Linked DNA regions of Mus musculus: regions 1, 2 and 3 are each linked to region 4. The links are chromatin loops, found by intact Hi-C in ENCODE. Cell type or tissue: heart. All regions are shown on one strand.

Region 1 (2,500 bases), 130 kb before region 4:
GCTTCAGGCTTGAGCCCAATGTCTATAAACTGTCGCGCGTCTGCGAACTTGCGGCTTCGCGAAGCTTACGCATGGCAGAAGCGCAGTCCCGGGCGAGCGACAGGGAGGCGAGTGGCCGCCAGTGACCCGTCGCAGGCGGAAGTGGGACGGGTCAAGAGAGGACTGTGATCCGATTGGCTGTTCGGCGACCGTATGCTAATCGCGGTGACAGTCTGCGTGGTGTAGGGACACGGTAGCGACTCAAAATGCCCCGTGGACGGGGTCTGGAGAGGTGTCGGTCTGTCAGAGAAGGTGTCCCCGCGAGGGCAGACGCGGTGTGAGATAGAGGCGCGGACAGGGATGTCACGGGTCGTCTGTGCGTCAGTCGCCGTGACTAAGATGTGGGGGCGGCCGGTGCAGTGCGGCGCGGTGTGGAGCGTGAGGTTAAGACTATACTTTCAGGGATCATTTCTATAGTTCGTTACTAGAGAAGTTTCTCTGACTGTGTAGAGCACCCGAAACCACGAGGACGAGACGTAGCGTTCCCTCCTGAGCGTGAAGCCGGCTCTAGGTGCTGCTTGACTGCAGCTGCCTCCTGCCATTGATGATCGTTCTTCCCTCCTTTGGGAGGGTGAGAGGGAGGGAACGCAGTCTGAGTGGACGCGGTTTTATTTTACATGTTTGGAAAAGTCAGAAAACTTATTTTCTCTTCTTTAAGGTTCTCTCAGTGGTTTGTCCTTTCTATGGTGAACGCTTTTTGAGCACTTTGGTGCTTTAGACTGTGTACTGTGCCATTCTCTTTTTATTCTTATTTTGTTAAGCTGTGTTATGAGTTAGTATAGTACATATTAATTCTTGCTCTTACTTGTATTAGCTTTTTTGAAGTGTTTTTTGTTTGTTTCTTTGGATTTTTCCAAGACAGGGTTTCTTTGTGTAACCCTGGTTGGCCTTGAACTCAGCAGTCCTTCAGACTCTGCCCCCCAAATGTTGAGATTAAAGGCATGGGCCACAACTGCCGGAACTCACTGAGGATCACATCCCTGGAAGGTCTGGCTTGGGTGTTTTATATGTGCACATAACTATTGAAAAGTAAATTACCGGCTGGTGAGATGGCTCAGTGGGTAAGAGCACCTGACTGCTCTTCCGGAAGATCTGAAGTTCAAATCCCAGCAACCACATGGTGGCTCACAACCATCCGTAATGAGATCTGACTCCCTCTTCTGGGGTGTCTGAAGACAGCTACAGTGTACTTACATATAATTAAAAAAAAAAAAAAAGTAAATTACTTGGAGAGCTGTTAGTTGGTCACTCATCCTTTGACGATTTGCATAAGTGTTATAATCATGTTCCACCACACTGAACAATTTTTAGTGAAAGTTACATGCAAAATACAAAGGGTTTTGACATGAATTTTATATATACACCTTGACAGGCTTGTTTTCATTCCCTGACATGTTATGCAAAGTAATTATGTACATTACGACATTGCTATATTCATAAACTAGGGCTGGGGGTTCGGCAGAAAGCTGTGACATAACAGAAACCGTGTGTGGTGGTCCCCTACAATCCTAGCACTTGAAAAGTAGAAGCTGAAGGATTGGGATTTCAAAGTCCTCCTCATCTACACATAATGAGTTAACGGTGGCCTAGGCTTTTTAAAAGTCAGTATAAGCTGCTCTGCTCTCAGTCGTAGAGTACTTGCCCATCATGAAGAAGACCTCTGGGTTCAAAAGTCTCAGTACAAAAACAAAAAAGAGAAGAAAGAAAGGCCGGGCATGGTGTCGCACGCCTTTAATCCCAGCACTCCGGAGGCAGAGGCAGGCGGATTTCTGAGTTCGAGGCCAGCCTGGTCTACAAAGTAAGTTCCAGGACAGCCAAGGGCTATAAAGAGAAACCCTGTCTCGAAAAAGAAAGAAAGAAAGAAAGAAAGAAAGAAAGAAAGAAAGAAAGCAACCAAAACTAAGAAACTAAATACATTACTTAAAGGCATATGAAATCCCAACATCAAAGAAGAGGGTCACTTGAATCCAAGAATTCAGGACTAGCCTCAGCAATGTAATAAATGAATATCTAACCAAACTCTGTATGTAAAGTTATGGCTTATTATAGAGCATTTGACTGGTGCTTTCAGAGCCTTTGGTTTCCATCCCCAGTAGTGTAATAAAGTTTGGTAGGGCTGGAGAGATGGCTCAGCGGTTAAGAGCACTGACTGCTCTTCTCTAGATCCTGAGTTCAATTCCCAGCAACCACATGGTGGCTCACAACCACCCGTAATGAGATCTGATGCCTTCTGATGTAATAATAAAATCTTTTTAAAAAAAGAAAGAAAGTAAGTTTGGAAAGGAGGATCACCAATATAAGCCCCACTTGGGCTGCACAGGGAGACCCTGGGGCAAATTGCTCAGTGACTTATGTTACATTCACCTGGTGATGTTAAAAATTAAAAGTGGGGGCTGGTGAGATGGCTCAGTGGGTAAGAGCACCCGACTGCTCTTCCGAAGGTCCAGAGTTCAAATCCCAG
Region 2 (2,500 bases), 73 kb before region 4:
ATTTTTGGTTAAGTATTCAGGATAGTTTCCCAGGAGCAGAATTCTTTACAGGCTTTGAACATTTTACAGATCTTTCATAGTTGTTGCCAAAAAGCTCTTGGAAGCATCTGGTCAGATCTGATCTCTCATTTCTGGTCCAGCTGGGTGGTAGTGCATTCTGAGCAACAAGGATTTCATAGCTGGGCCACGGATCACAAACTTTTGAAGAGTTGTTGTTGTTATTATTATTATTTATTGTTTCTAGTATTGTTGCTAGTATTTGAAACAGGGGTTCACTTTATAGTCCTGCCTGGCCTGGAACTCACCAAGATCTGCCAACTCTGCCTGCAGAAGACTGAGATTAAAGGCATGTACCCCATGCCCATCCCTGAAGGACTACTTTAATACATGACAAAATGGGTAAAATCATGGGGTATTTAGAGGAAGAGAGACTGCTCTGATTTGCAGGTGAAGAAGCTTGGTTCAGAGAGACTGACATTCACTAACACAAGACAGATGTCCTACTAAGCAAGCAGGATCCTGAAACCAGAAAAACTTTGTTCTTCAGGGTACTTGTTGTGCCTTAAGATCCTTGCATCCGGTGTCAGTTTGGTGCCAGAGAATTTTGATAGAAAGGCCCAAGCAGAACCTTTAATGTGTGTGATTTGTCTTATTGGGGGCAGGGTAGACTTGGCAACAGCCAAGAACAGACACTGTCAGTTTCTTCTACTTCTGAAGATCTCCCAGGAACACTGTTAGAAGTTGGATATTAACAACAACATTATAGAGAGATTTTTACTCACCCTTTTTATTTCTCAGCCAGGAAAGGTGTAGGGAATCAGGGATCCAAGTGAAGAGTTACTCAGCTAACTCGTGCACCCTTATCTGACTCAGGACACTCATGAAGACCTGAGTCATCCAGTCCTCAAAGGGCTGGCAGGTGGAGGGCCTTAGTCTGGTGATGTGGTGCTCTCTGGTGGTAAGTCTGAGTCAGTGCGTCAACTAGGAGTAGGGAAGGAGGGCTATGGGTTTTGAATTCTGTTAGGAACATGAACAAATAGATGTTATTTGTATCTATGTCACTTCTACCCTGAATGATACAACTTTGGATCAGTATGGCGTCTGTGTCTTCTGAAATCTATGCTACTAAGTCAAGAAATAATGAGGATAATGGAGAGGCACACTTGAAATGGAGATGTAAGTATGAAGTCATGGGTTTATTATTTAAGGTAATATTTATTTATTGTTTTTTTTTTTTTGAGACAGGATCTCACTATGTTGCTCAGCTGGCCTTAGCCTCATGATCCCTGAGTATTATGGGTATAGGCATGCAGGCTCAGCTGATGAGTGAAAACTCTAATTCTTGATTATCATCAGTTTTGTTTGTTTTATGGTTCTGGGTGTGAACCTAGGGCGTGCCTTTTAAATCTAGCACAGGCTTCACTGACTAGGATCATAACACTGTTTCATACACACGAACCCTTTTCTTCTACAAGACTGTTGGATAATGAAAGCACAGCTCTTCTGATTAGACTGTAGAAGAAAAGTGCTTTCCTATTTTTAAAATTGTAGGAAAAGTTTCTATCATCTGTATAGATATATATTGTATAGCATGTAGTAAAACAGTGCACAGTGTATTTAACCCATAAACGTTATTAAAATGGAGAATATGCAGTGTTTCTCTCACATACTCTGTAATACTCTTCTGTAACAGCTTCCTAGGTGTGTAGTCGCTCCCAAAGATTTGGGCTCAGTGTGGTCTAGAAAGGTCAGGCAAATGGTGAGTTCTATAACCTGGGAATTTCAGTTAGGATTTTCCTCATTGAGTCAGCAGAGGATCCACCTGTAAGTTCTCTACTGCTTGCAACTGGAATTCAGCAGCATGGGATATTAATTGGGGGAATTTCCTGTAGTCGGTCGTAGCTCTTTGTCATCCCCTCCCCTTAAAGGCAAGCGGGCAAGATAAGGACAATGAAAGTGTACTCCAGCAGTTATTGTTAGGAGATGGCTGCAATAGTATTCTATCTTTTAAGGTTAAAATTTCTTGTCTCTAGTGTTTGCAGTGATGTTTTAAATGCTACTTTCTCTTGTGCCCAGTGGCAGTAAAAGAAATGGCAGAGAAAGCAGTTTCCGGACAGCTCTTATTACCTCCTTGGAATCCTCAGAGTAGTGCGCCTTTTGAGAGTAAGGTTGAAAATGAGAGCACTCCTTTGCCACGGCCCCCAATTAGAGGTCCTGAGAGCACAGAATGGCAGCACATTTTAGAATACCAGAGGGAAAATGATGAGCCCAAAGGAAATACGAAGTTTGGCAAAATGGACAACAGTGACTGTGACAAGAACAAGCACAGCAGATGGACAGGCCTCCAGCGCTTCACTGGTAAGTTCATTGGAGGAGCTGGTTGGGTGATCTAATTTGCCAGCTCTCAAAATGTGTGCACTTCTAGCGTAGTCCCTTTGCTTGGTCCTGTCTCCTTTGCTGAGAACCCTGTGTTCAAAGGTGAAGAAATTAATTTCCCTAT
Region 3 (2,500 bases), 170 kb before region 4:
CTTACAGGAGCAGAAATGACTCAAAGACAGCTGCATCACCACGGCCCACCCCAGCACGGGTCACAGCTCAGAACTGGGAACCTGGAGGTCATTGTCCAGCCTGCAGGCAGCTCAACAGGTTGGAGAGTGACTCTCTCTGGTCTACACCTCTTCCAGGCAGCTCAGCTGTTTTCTCGGAAGCTGAGGAAAGAGGATCTTAAATGTGAGAAAGAGCCTGAACTGCATACTGAGGAAAGAAAGGACTGATAGTAGAATATCAAATCAGGATTCTGGAATGCTTCCAAACCCGGAGTCCAGGCTATACATCTCTCCTGTTTTTCAGGCTAATCTCTGACAGGTTTTATCTCACTTCTCATTCTAAACAAACAAACAAACGGAACTTGTTCTTTCCTTTTACAGTGTAGGTGTCTGGAATCAAACCCCATTTGTCGGGCTTGGAGGCAAACATCCTTACTGTTCATGAAGTCTGAGCATTTTTATGATTTATTAGGCAGAGTAAGACAGTCCACAAGTAATGTACTTTTAAAATTAACCTTTCTATACCGGTTTTCACAGTGCGGCTGTTTTTGTTGTTCCTCTTAGTGTTAATTCACACTAAAGACTGTGCATCCGACTCCTACATTTATGAAAGTAAATGCCTATTGTTAGAACAAAAAAGGCTACAGAACAAAAAACAAAGCGAAATACCATCTGCTTTAGGTTCAGTGGTATTTTCCCGCTGACAGGGAGGCGGGTTTTTGGGTACAGGAAACGAGTCACTATGGAGGCGGTACTATGTAGATGAGAATTCAGGAGCAAACTGGGAAAAGCAACTGCTTCCAAATATTTGTGATTTTTACAGTGTAGTTTTGGAAAAACTCTTAGCCTACCAATTCTTCTAAGTGTTTTAAAATGTGGGAGCCAGTACACATGAAGTTATAGAGTGTTTTAATGAGGCTTAAATATTTACCGTAACTATGAAATGCTACGCATATCATGCTGTTCAGGCTCCGTGGCCACGCAACTCATACTTACCTGGCAGGGGAGATACCATGATCACGAAGGTGGTTTTCCCAGGGCGAGGCTTATCCATTGCACTCCGGATGTGCTGACCCCTGCGATTTCCCCAAATGCGGGAAACTCGACTGCATAATTTGTGGTAGTGGGGGACTGCGTTCGCGCTCTCCCCTGGTTTACTTGGTTTTAAAAATAGCTTGCACTAGCGATACCGCGAATATGGTTATTAGGTTTGTTAGGCACAGTCGTGTCTTACTATAGAAAAATAACGTAGTGTTCATTTTGCTGCCTGTATGTGTTAATTTGTCCTTATTGCGCCATTGTTCTTGTTAAGTCTTCTGTAAGGAGTTGCGGGTTTCAAACTGTCAGTCTGAGAGCATAAGCTCACTTTTCAGTCAGTTGAATTGAATGTTACATTCGATTGGTTCTGGATATTGATATTACCCAAGGCTTGTCCTGTTTGTAAGTCTTTTCCTACACCTGACAATATGATTATGTTTACAATGTCCCTAGAACTCTGGGTGTATCGTTCCCACTGAATAAAATTTGATCTCTAAGTTGACCTATAAATTTAAGTACCAAAAAACTGGTTTGTAAGATTTTGGAAGGCAGAGGCAGGGAAGAGACCAACGTGGTCTACATATAAAGTACCAGGTACATATAAAGTACCAGGTTTTGTGTTTTGTTGTGAAGCATAAGCAAAATTTGAAGGAAAGGATATGGGTTAGTAGTAGAACTGTTGCCTAGCATGTTTAAGTTACTAGCTTCAAACCAACACTGCATAGTAAAAAGATGAGTTCTAGCTTTGTGTGTATGTGTTTTCTTTGTTTTTGTTTATTTGTGAGACTTGAAGGGGGAGTGAGGAAGCCGTCAAGACTCTGTGTAACAGCCTTGACTGGCCTCACTTGGTAGACTAGGCTGGCCTCGAACTCATAGAAGTCTTTCAAGTGTTGGAATTAAAAGCATGCCACGGGGCTGGTGAGATGGCTCAGTGGGTAAGAGCACCCGACTGCTCTTCTGAAGGTCTGGAGTTCAAATCCCAGCAACCACATGGTGGCTCACAACCACCTGTAACGAGATCTGACGCAGTGTACTTATAATAAATAAATAAATAAATAAATAAATAAATAAGTAAAGAAAGAAAGCATGCCACACCACTCCCAGGGTGTATAAGTGTTTCTTGCTTGTATGTATATATAGGTGCACCACCTGCATGACTGGCACCTAAGAAAGTCAGAAGAGGGCATTGAATACTCTGGAACTGGAGTTATGGATAGTTGTGTTTGAGCTACCATGTAGGTTCCCAAATTGCACCCTGGTCTCTTCTACAGTACAAGTGCTCTTAATCACTGAGCCATCTCTTCAGCCCTACTTGCTAACTTGTTGGTTGTTAAAATAGAGCTACATGTTAAGGAGTGTGAAGCTGTAGTTCAAACATCAGGAAGGTAGAAGCAGAAGGCTCAGGAAGTTATCTAACAAGTTATTTAGATATGCCTGGGTGGGA
Region 4 (2,500 bases):
GCGCTTCAGTCTTGTCCCTCTACCCCTTTTACAGACTAAGAAGCCGCAGCTAGCTAATGGCAGTCAGACCCAGTTTTTCTCTCTTGGCTGAGAGACTCTGGACTGGCGGCAATGCAGGTCTCGAAGGACGGCAAGGTTGGTCGGTCGTTAACAACCAGTCCAGATACGCAAAGGGAACCGCCAGCGCTGCCAGTCCGAGAGCTCCTTCCTCCCAGGCCTTCTAGGAGGGTCTTTCACGTTTTCCATTCCTGTGGCTTCAGCAGTTCCCGAACCCAGCTCTTCTCTTTCGCAGACAAAAAAAAAAAAAAAAAATCCAGGATTTTCTTTTCCATCGACCGGGCGACGAAACACGAGAGTGATGGAACCGAGAGTTTGGGAAGGGACCTTCCCCTTTCCTAGCCGGCATGCTACCCTTCCTTTCTCGCATTACTGGAGCAAAACAGAAACACCACTGGGTTAAAACGCTGAGCCACCGCGAGGTCATTTGCGAACTACCTCTCGGGCGGGGTCGTCACCGGAAGTGACTGCTACCATTCCCTGCAATGTCCCGCCCCCCAGTTGCGCTACCAGTAGGCGACGGGCGGCCGTACTTCCTGTCCCCGGAGCCCTAGGCTGCGACCCCTCTTACTCCTCTCCCATTGGCTGCCAGAGGGACGCGCTGTGATTTCCTATTGGTCGTGTCTGCTCTCTGGCGCCAAGCCTCCTCCCTCCGGGTACTGTCTGGTCTCCGGGTGCCGGATAGGTTACAAGCTGAGAGGGCGTCTGCCCACTGGACCAGTGAGCAGCGTGGAGAGTGAGGGCGGCGGCTGCGTGGTGAGGCAGGGCGGGACTTCGCGTGGCTATTGGCCAGGGCGGGTAGAGGCTAGAGATACGATTGGTTGGGGACAAGGGACCGTGGTGGGGTTCGAGCTGCGCGGCCTCAGCAGCTGCGGGAGACGGAAGTGGTGAGAGCGCGGCTTTGGAGGGTCGGGCGGACGCCGCCTGGGTGAGTCACTGTACCCCGTGCACTGCCAGCCTGGGAACCACAACGACCAAGTCCTGCCCGGCCCTCGCCGGCTCTCTTGAGTCCCGCCCTCTGTCATTTGGGGCTCCGCCTCCGAGGCCTTGGCCCCGCCCCTAAAACCTGGGCACCTGGATCTCCTGGCTGCTTAGCCCATCCTCCCCCACCCCCCACCCTAAGACCAGAGTCCCTAACTGTGAGAACCCTGGGCCTCCTAGGCCTGGTCCTTGTCGCTCCCTTCCTCTCTCTGTTTCTCAGGCCGCGAGCCAGGGAGCCGTGAGGCAGCACCTCCGGCTGGCCGCTTGCGGGCTCCCCCGTGAGGGAGGGAAGGTTGGTAGGATCACAATGGAGGCTTTAATCGCCGTAGCCTCCTATGGGGCTCTGCTGCACACCCCTCGAGCATACCAAACATGAAGGAGTGTCGGTGAAATTCAGACCTGGCTCCCTAAGTGGGCCCAGGAGGCCTTAACTTGAAATCCTTGTTAATTCGACCCATTTGACAGATGTTGTCTCCCAGGCCGGACTGGCCTAATTCTGCTCCTGTTGTGTGGCCTCCTCCCTCAAACCTTCACCTACTTGGTCTCAAGTATGCTCAGCAGGACCGGGCCAACCCTGCTGCTCTTTTATCACAGGTTGTGGTCCTCTCCCTCTTGTCCTCTGCTCTGGACTCTGCCCCCAGTAACAGGTCAGGTGGGTGCTACTCCTAGACTCAGAGACTGGCCGAACTGCCCTGTGGATTCATGCCCCTACCAGGGCCAAAAGTGAGTCCCAGTTGGGCAGTCTTTGTCTCTTCAGAGTTGGAATTTCTTCTCTTTTGTAGAGAGCAGGGTTTGGAGTGCTCTACTGCTGGGTGTGGGGATCAGAACGTTTGAGTTCTGCTGAGTAAGCTAGGATGATACTTAGCCTTGCTCAGGAACTTTTGTGGTGGAATTCTCACCGGGCAGGGTCACTTGTTGCTTCTTCCATTGCCTGACTGGTGTGGTGACTTTTTGAGACGCCGGATCCTCTGTGGTGGAGGAAAATGAGTTGCAGAGAAGTTCAGGGGTAGACCCGTGTGACAATCGTTGATTCTATGGTGATGTTAATGACCGTGCACTTTCCTCTTGTGTTCTGTCTCCTTTAGTGACGAGCAGGAGCAGGCAGCCAGGACCCTCGCCAAGGTAGAATGGTGAGTAGCTCCTTTTCCCTCATACCACTGTGTGTCTCATCCTCCAGTCTGACTCAGGGAAGCTGCCCCACCTCTCTTGGCCCTAGTGCCCCTGGTTACTCTGTTCACTTCCTAAACAGGCTCATTTGCCCTGATGCTTTTTTTTTTTTTTTTTTTTGGATGGGCAGTGTTGTTTTGAGACAGGTTCTTGCTGTAGAGTTTTGGTTAGCCTGGTACTAGACATGTAGCCCATGCCAGCCTTGAACTTGTGGGCAATCCCTCTTTCTCCCTCCATCTCCTAAGTGTTAAGATTGCAGGTGAATGCAGTGTGGGGCCTTGTACATGATAGGCAA

Evidence for each region. Peaks named below come from ENCODE experiments on the same cell type or tissue, not always from the same donor. Only the 100,000 strongest peaks of a DNase experiment are listed, where the experiment ranks them.
Region 1: a loop joins it to region 4, with 2.1 times the contacts of the local background. A loop is called at or near these places in 2 of 42 quality-filtered maps.
Region 2: a loop joins it to region 4, with 2.2 times the contacts of the local background. A loop is called at or near these places in 3 of 42 quality-filtered maps.
Region 3: a loop joins it to region 4, with 3 times the contacts of the local background. A loop is called at or near these places in 3 of 42 quality-filtered maps.

Annotation. Positions count from the first base shown.
Region 1 is chr11:87,461,861-87,464,360 of GRCm38, forward strand. All of the region lies in intron 2 of Tex14 (testis expressed gene 14), which reads left to right. It overlaps Rnu3b4 (U3B small nuclear RNA 4), which reads left to right and starts at 426; the gene lies at 426-643. In heart, a CTCF peak has its summit at 1,221 (motif pointing left); DNase peaks (open chromatin) are centred at 111, 648 and 1,031; H3K4me3 peaks cover 163 bases; H3K27ac peaks cover 158 bases.
Region 2 is chr11:87,518,562-87,521,061 of GRCm38, forward strand. It overlaps Tex14 (testis expressed gene 14), which reads left to right. Exons shown (of 31, transcript NM_031386.2): 16 at 1,094-1,176; 17 at 2,077-2,358. Among named protein-coding and RNA genes, the nearest start is that of Gm34000, 47 kb to the right of the region's middle. In heart, a CTCF peak has its summit at 957 (motif pointing left); no DNase peak of the experiment used is centred here.
Region 3 is chr11:87,421,861-87,424,360 of GRCm38, forward strand. All of the region lies in intron 1 of Tex14 (testis expressed gene 14), which reads left to right. It overlaps Rnu1a1 (U1a1 small nuclear RNA), which reads left to right and starts at 1,007; the gene lies at 1,007-1,170. RefSeq lists an enhancer at 490-1,853. In heart, no CTCF peak of the experiment used is centred here; DNase peaks (open chromatin) are centred at 761 and 1,141; H3K4me3 peaks cover 1,019 bases; H3K27ac peaks cover 1,045 bases.
Region 4 is chr11:87,591,266-87,593,765 of GRCm38, forward strand. Mtmr4 (myotubularin related protein 4) reads left to right here and starts at 901. Exons shown (of 19, transcript NM_133215.2): 1 at 901-985; 2 at 2,124-2,168. The coding sequence starts at 2,166. In heart, CTCF peaks have their summits at 538 and 1,315; DNase peaks (open chromatin) are centred at 66, 726 and 1,556; H3K4me3 peaks cover 2,374 bases; H3K27ac peaks cover 2,060 bases.